Linked DNA regions of Homo sapiens: region 2 is linked to region 1. The links are chromatin loops, found by intact Hi-C in ENCODE. Cell type or tissue: heart left ventricle. All regions are shown on one strand. Each heading gives the region's core, and the rest is flanking DNA. Links, peaks and the distances in the headings are about the cores only. Region 1 overlaps LIPC (lipase C, hepatic type). Region 2 overlaps LIPC (lipase C, hepatic type).

Region 1 (2,911 bases), core at 175-2,674:
TGATTCTCGTTTATCACTAAACAACTGAGTCTTGAAGAGTGAAGTTATTGTTTGAGGCTACACAGATTGTGAGCAGTGAAGTTAAAATGTGAGTTTAGGACTGGCTGACACTGGAGTCCATCCGATCCTGCCAGCCATATTGCTTTGCCGGCTGCCTGTCTCCCTGGGAACACCTCTTGGCCTCCTCAAAGCATGTTGCAGCACAGCCCCAAGTGTACGGGTCTGAACTTTCTTCTTACACTTCCCGGGTTGTGTAATGCTGGACTCTCACTATTCAAAGTGTGGTCTGTTGACCTGCAGCAACAGCATTGCCTGGTCGCTTGTTAGAAATGCAGAACATCAGGCTCACCCCAGACTCACTAAAGCAGAACCTGCATTTTAACATGATTCCCAGATGCTTTGTATGCTCGTGAAAGTTTGAGAAGCCCTGGGATGGACCACACCGTTAGTAAAATTAATTCATCTTATTTTCCTGGTTAGGTCCTGGAGTTTATTTCTACCAAGAGCCACAACTCAGATTTTTTTTTTTTTTTTTGTATTCTCCGATAGTACCTGGCACTGTGTAGACACAGAGGAGGCACTCGGTATTTACAACCTAAAAAAAATTATAGCTCCCATAACCCGCATACAGTACCTCCTACAGCCCTAAGGATGGGTTTGATGCATACATATGTTAATGTCCAGCACTGCAACTCTGCTAGATTAGACTGAGAAAATTCAGATTAATGGAACCAAAACTAATGGAAGAAGGAACTGTTGGAAACAGCACACCCCCAACAAATGGGTAATAAATCAGACAAATCCCAGTCAAATCTGGACTGGGACAATTTTGAGCAATGTCCTCAAGCTGTGTAACTTCTGTGAGCCTCAGGTTCCTAATCTGCACAGCCAATACTACCCATTTCAGGATCACAGCAAAGATCACGTGAGACCAATGCCATGGAGCACCTGCTTCAATGCTCACCCCGTGTGGGAGCCCTGGAAGGGCCAGGCCCCTCCCTCTCCTCATTTCTTCTTCCGTACCACATGGGTGTGCCCCAGTGGAGAAGGTAGTGTTGTGCTTTAGCCACCCTTTCAGGTCAAGCCACATGGGATTGTCAGGGTGAGCAGCCACCTAAACTGAGGAATTACTCTCCAGCTAAGAGCATCTGGGCAGGGTCAGAGCTCAGAAGCAGCGCTGCTCCAATGGGCCAAAGAGTCATGTGAGAAGAGCTCAGTGCAGAAGAGGAGCGAGCAGTTTAATCTTCCCAGATTGATCCTGTTGGGAGATCTGTTGGCAGACGGCAGAGTATGCTCTCAGTAATTGCCAGGATTTTGCATCCCAGGGAGATAAAATCTCAGAGTGCGGTTGTATAAAGGGACTCAGGGGCATACATCTGCCACAGGCCGGCATCTGGCAGTGAAACCCAGGGGGTGACGGAAGAGGGTAGTTCAGAGGTTAGAAACCTGCTGTTTTCCACCTCTATGAGGACAAGCCAAAGAGAAACATGGCCTTCGCGACAAGTGAAGGTGGGAGAGGAGAGACCGTTTCCTGAATAGAGAAGGGAAGAGAGAGGAGAGGGCCCGGGGATGCCTGGAATTCTGCCGTGGAGAACCACGGATGACCGAAAAGCACGGTTGCTATGGCAGGGTGTGCTGGGCAGCCCTTTCTTTTGCTGGGAGGACTTCAGGAGCGCTGGAGCATCCTTCCTTTTCTTTTCTATTATTATTATTATTTTTTGAGACGGAGTCTCTCTCTCTGTCATCCAGGCTGGAGTGCAATGCCGCGATCTCGGCTAACTGCAACCTCCACCTCCTGGGTTCAACTGATTCTTCTGCCTCAGCCCCCCGAGTAGCTGGGACTACCATTGTGCGCCACCACGCCCAGCTAATTTTTGTATTTTTGTAGAGACGGGATTTCACCATGTCGGCCAGGCTGGTCTTGAACTCCTGACCTCAGGTGATCCGCCCGCCAAGGCCTCCCAAAGTGCTGGGATTACAGGTGTGAGCCACCACGCCCAGCCCTGTCCTTCCTTTTCTTTGCTCCCCACCCCAGCTCCTTCGTATCCCTGGAGACTTTGGGGCCACGGGAGATGTTAAATCAAACACAGCAGCATTTCTTTCGGGTGACCCATTGTTCTACATTGGAGTTTCTTAGGGCTCTGATTCAACAACAGGCATCCTGGACCCCTTCCCAAGCCCACCATGAATCTGCGGGTAGGTCCAGGAATTCTGCAAATGTGTTTGGCTTCCCAGTGATTCTTTGGCAACTGACATTTGAAAGATACGACCACAGAGAGAGAGAGAGAGAGAGAGATACATCGAGATTTTTGATATTGTGATCTGTTAAAAGATTTTCTTTGGGCAAACAATAAAAAAAAGATGTTGCATCTACCACAGCACCTTGGACTGGCAGCACTGACATCACCTGGTGATTCACCTGCACCGAAGCTTGAGAAGCCTGGGGTTCGTGTGATGGTCCTCAGGCTCCAGAGGCAGGCAGCGTTAGCCACGGGCAGTGGGGAGACCCTGGTGTGTATTCAAAGACCTGGGTGTGAATCCTTGTCCTGGCACCTGTGGCTGTGTAAAGTTGGGATAGTCACTTCACCTTTCTGAGCTTCTGTACTCCATCACTAGGGCCTAATAATACTCACCTCACATGATGAATGTGAGTATTAAATTGTGAGACTGCCTGGCACAAGTGGGTGCTTAATGGACGTTAATAGGAGATTGAATCAGCAGTCACCTTTGCTGGGTTTCTCCTGCTTTGACTCTGATCGTCTTCAGAACGAGGCCTGAGTGGCGCGGCCCTGTGCTCCATGGGATGATGGTCTGGACCGTGTCCCAGACATTGGCCCACACTGCACTGTTTTCCCACTTGAACTTGATCATGATCAGCTCGCCGATATCCACATCCAGCGTGATAAGAAAG
Region 2 (2,911 bases), core at 293-2,792, 75 kb after region 1:
TGGGGAAGGCTGTACAATGGGTGCTCTGTTGCTTGCTGGGACCATGTCAAGGTATCCAACTGGGTCAGAAATGCAGCTACAGAGCTGGGACCCCCTGCTCCAGGTCATGTGTGAAAGTGTGGGCAGAGAGACCTCCAGCCTCCAGGCCTGTTAGCATCTCTGGAAGGACCAATAGGAATCACGTGGCAGGCAGTGTTTCTGGCACCCTGAGCTCTCAGTGGGGTCAACAGTCCTGTGGTACCCCAGCCCTCTTAGGTCAGGCCAGGGATGAGGGAAGGGCCAGTGCTTTGTACCTCTGGTCAGGCAATGGCAGTTTCCCACTAAAGCCCTACGACTTTGACTCTTGTCCCAGAAGTTTTACCACACACTGAATAAAAGTACGACTGTGAAGTTGTTGCTGCCTGACAGCTGGTTGCAAAACTGTGCCTTGCCCAGCACCTGGCACCAGTATTTGGCAGAGATATCATTTAGGAATCCATCAGGAATTTGGTCTCTGGGGTATGAAACTGAGGTGGGGAAGGAGAGGGTGGAGAGGGTTGGTTTAAAGTAACTTTAGCACCTCTTATTGTTTTAAGTAGTCTGCCAGGCAGTGACATTCATTTGGTCTTTTAAACCTGACAACCAAGATAGTATTATAATTATTCCCACTCTACAGGCCAGGAAACTGAGCCTCAGAGAAGCTGAGTGACTTGCCTTGGTGACACATCTGGGGAGAGTAGAGTGAGGATTAAAGCCTGCTGCTGTCTGCTTGAAATTCCCATGCTCTGACCACTCTATGGCACTGCCTGGCTGGACTAACTATTTCCCTATTGTGTTTGGCAGGTGCTGTCATTTCATGAAAGGCCAGTCTAAGTGTCTAGCTCTAGAGCTTTCTTTGGCGATGGGGCGGGCGTGTGTGCACGGGATGTCTGTCCTCTTGCGGCCTGGCTGTCAGGAGCTAAGAATTCAGACCAGGCTCCCTTTACCTGTTCTTCAAGGGTGCTTTTGTTCCTTGACCTCCAGATTTTAGGAGATAAATTTGAGAATGACTCTGAGGCTATAATCTAGAAATCTAATCCCCTGTGAACTCCATTCCTTCCTGGCTATTTAATGGGCTCGCTCTTTCCTTAGGAGGTGAGCTGTGGCCAGGCTTCCACCTGGGTGTAATTAGTATCCTCCACACTTCTCAGGCTCTGGGCTCTCAGAGACCTGAAATTTTTGCAAGTGCTGCCCTCCTCCCTAATAACTGGCTGGCAGTGGTTCATCAGAGCCGGAAGCGACCAGGTAGCACGTCTCACTGCCTCCCTTTCCGTGTCGCCTGGGAGACAAATCAGGCGCTCCACCCACTCCCAGCCCCGGGTTCAGAGAGCTGGAGATGACGGGAGAAAACATTTCTCCATATTTCATTGTTGTGTTTTAATTTATATTCACTGGAGAGTGGCAGATTAGAGGTTGTGAAACTATGAGGGGAAAACAGCTTCTAAAAATAAGTGGTGCTGGCGTGACGGGCCAGATTTGGAAGGAGGGCGCCTTGCATTCTCTCCGGAGGTGAGAAGACTACAGGATAATTATCCCGCGAACGGCGCCGGCTCTCAGTGGAGCAGCAGGGCCAAATGTTGGTGATGCCGTTTCACCCACTCAGCTACAAAGGGGCATTCAAGAGCCCTGTAAGAAATATGTTCAGATTAGCCGGAGGAGATACGCTCTTTTGGAAAACGAATAGCATCAACGTTCTTTCTTTCCTGGCAGAAGCTCTGGCTGTCCTTATGGAGGTGACCGGCTCTTAGAAGAAGTTAAGTAGGCTGAGTGTCGCTGGCTCTAGGGCATCTCCCCTGGCCTGATACCCTGTGCCTGCCATCTTCCCGACCCCACGCATGTTTAAGTCCTAACCCTGTCACTCATGTGACCTTTTAGCAAGTTTCCTAAACATCTCGAGACTCATTTTCCCAGTTTCAAAAATGTGCTGAATAGTAAATCCTGTCTCAGACTGGTTTGAGATTAAAAACAAAATTAAGTATTGCAAAGAACCTAGAATATGCCTAAGGCCCAATGAGTACTGTTTTTTTCTTTTCCCCACAGTATTAGCAGGTCACAGTGAAACTGCCTTTGTGAAATGATGACAGAGAAATCTGACATAGTTGACTCCATCTTGCTTTTAACCTCCAAGCTGTCCTTGGTCATTCCTAGGTGTAGGCCAAGCTAACTTTGGGAGGAATTTAGTTTATAGTTGAACCTTACAGCAAGGATAATAGCCACTCCCCAAACTCAACCACTTTTGCAAAACCAGTGAAAGGCCAGAAGGTCAGGATTATGAAAGGGGCCTGAATTCTGCTAAGATATAGGCAAATTTTCTATCATCCCTTACTGCTCAGGGGTCATGTGGCCAGAGGTCACAAGATTTGTGACTTGCCTAATTGCTTCTGTAGATAACATCACTATTGTAGAGCCTAAGATGGATCTTTTGAGTTGTTTTTTAGACTGACTACATCCGGACTTGAGGCTCATGACTCAGCCAGTCTTGGGGCCCCCACCCAGAGGCCAACTGAGTGCACAAGGACCGTTTTCCATAACCCTATGATTTCATCCCCAACCAATCTGCAGCACCCATTCCCTAATCCCCTGTACATCAAACTATCCTTGAAAAACCCTAACCGCTGAGCATTCAGGGAGACTGATTGGAGTAATAACTGTCTTCTGCGTAGCTGGCTTTGTGTTAAACTCTACTACAATAGCGTGGTCTTGGTGAACTGGTTTTGTCTATGCAGCGAATAGGAAGAACCTGCTGGGTGATTACAACAGCTATTTAATAGAGTGCTCCTGAACCCTGGGAAGCTTGTAAGCCGCCCCCCCGCCCCCGCAACAAAATGAATCCCTAATGGTTGAATTTCAGGCCAGCAGAAAGATGCTTTGGAGAGGTGAAACTTTCTGGTGC

The links. Hi-C counts contacts between places; a loop is a spot of excess contacts. Peaks named below come from ENCODE experiments on the same cell type or tissue, not always from the same donor. Only the 100,000 strongest peaks of a DNase experiment are listed, where the experiment ranks them.
Region 2: a loop joins it to region 1, with 1.9 times the contacts of the local background. A loop is called at or near these places in 3 of 110 quality-filtered maps.

What each region holds. Positions count from the first base shown.
Region 1 is chr15:58,563,538-58,566,448 of GRCh38, reverse strand. LIPC (lipase C, hepatic type) reads right to left here. Exons shown (of 9, transcript NM_000236.3): 8 at 2,726-2,911. Among named protein-coding and RNA genes, the nearest start is that of LIPC-AS1, 66 kb to the right of the region's middle. In heart left ventricle, for the core only: no CTCF peak of the experiment used is centred there; no DNase peak of the experiment used is centred there.
Region 2 is chr15:58,489,142-58,492,052 of GRCh38, reverse strand. All of the region lies in intron 1 of LIPC (lipase C, hepatic type), which reads right to left. The region is part of intron 2 of LIPC-AS1 (LIPC antisense RNA 1); the gene reads left to right. Among named protein-coding and RNA genes, the nearest start is that of LIPC-AS1, 8.1 kb to the left of the region's middle. In heart left ventricle, for the core only: no CTCF peak of the experiment used is centred there; a DNase peak (open chromatin) is centred at 1,558; H3K27ac peaks cover 1,784 bases.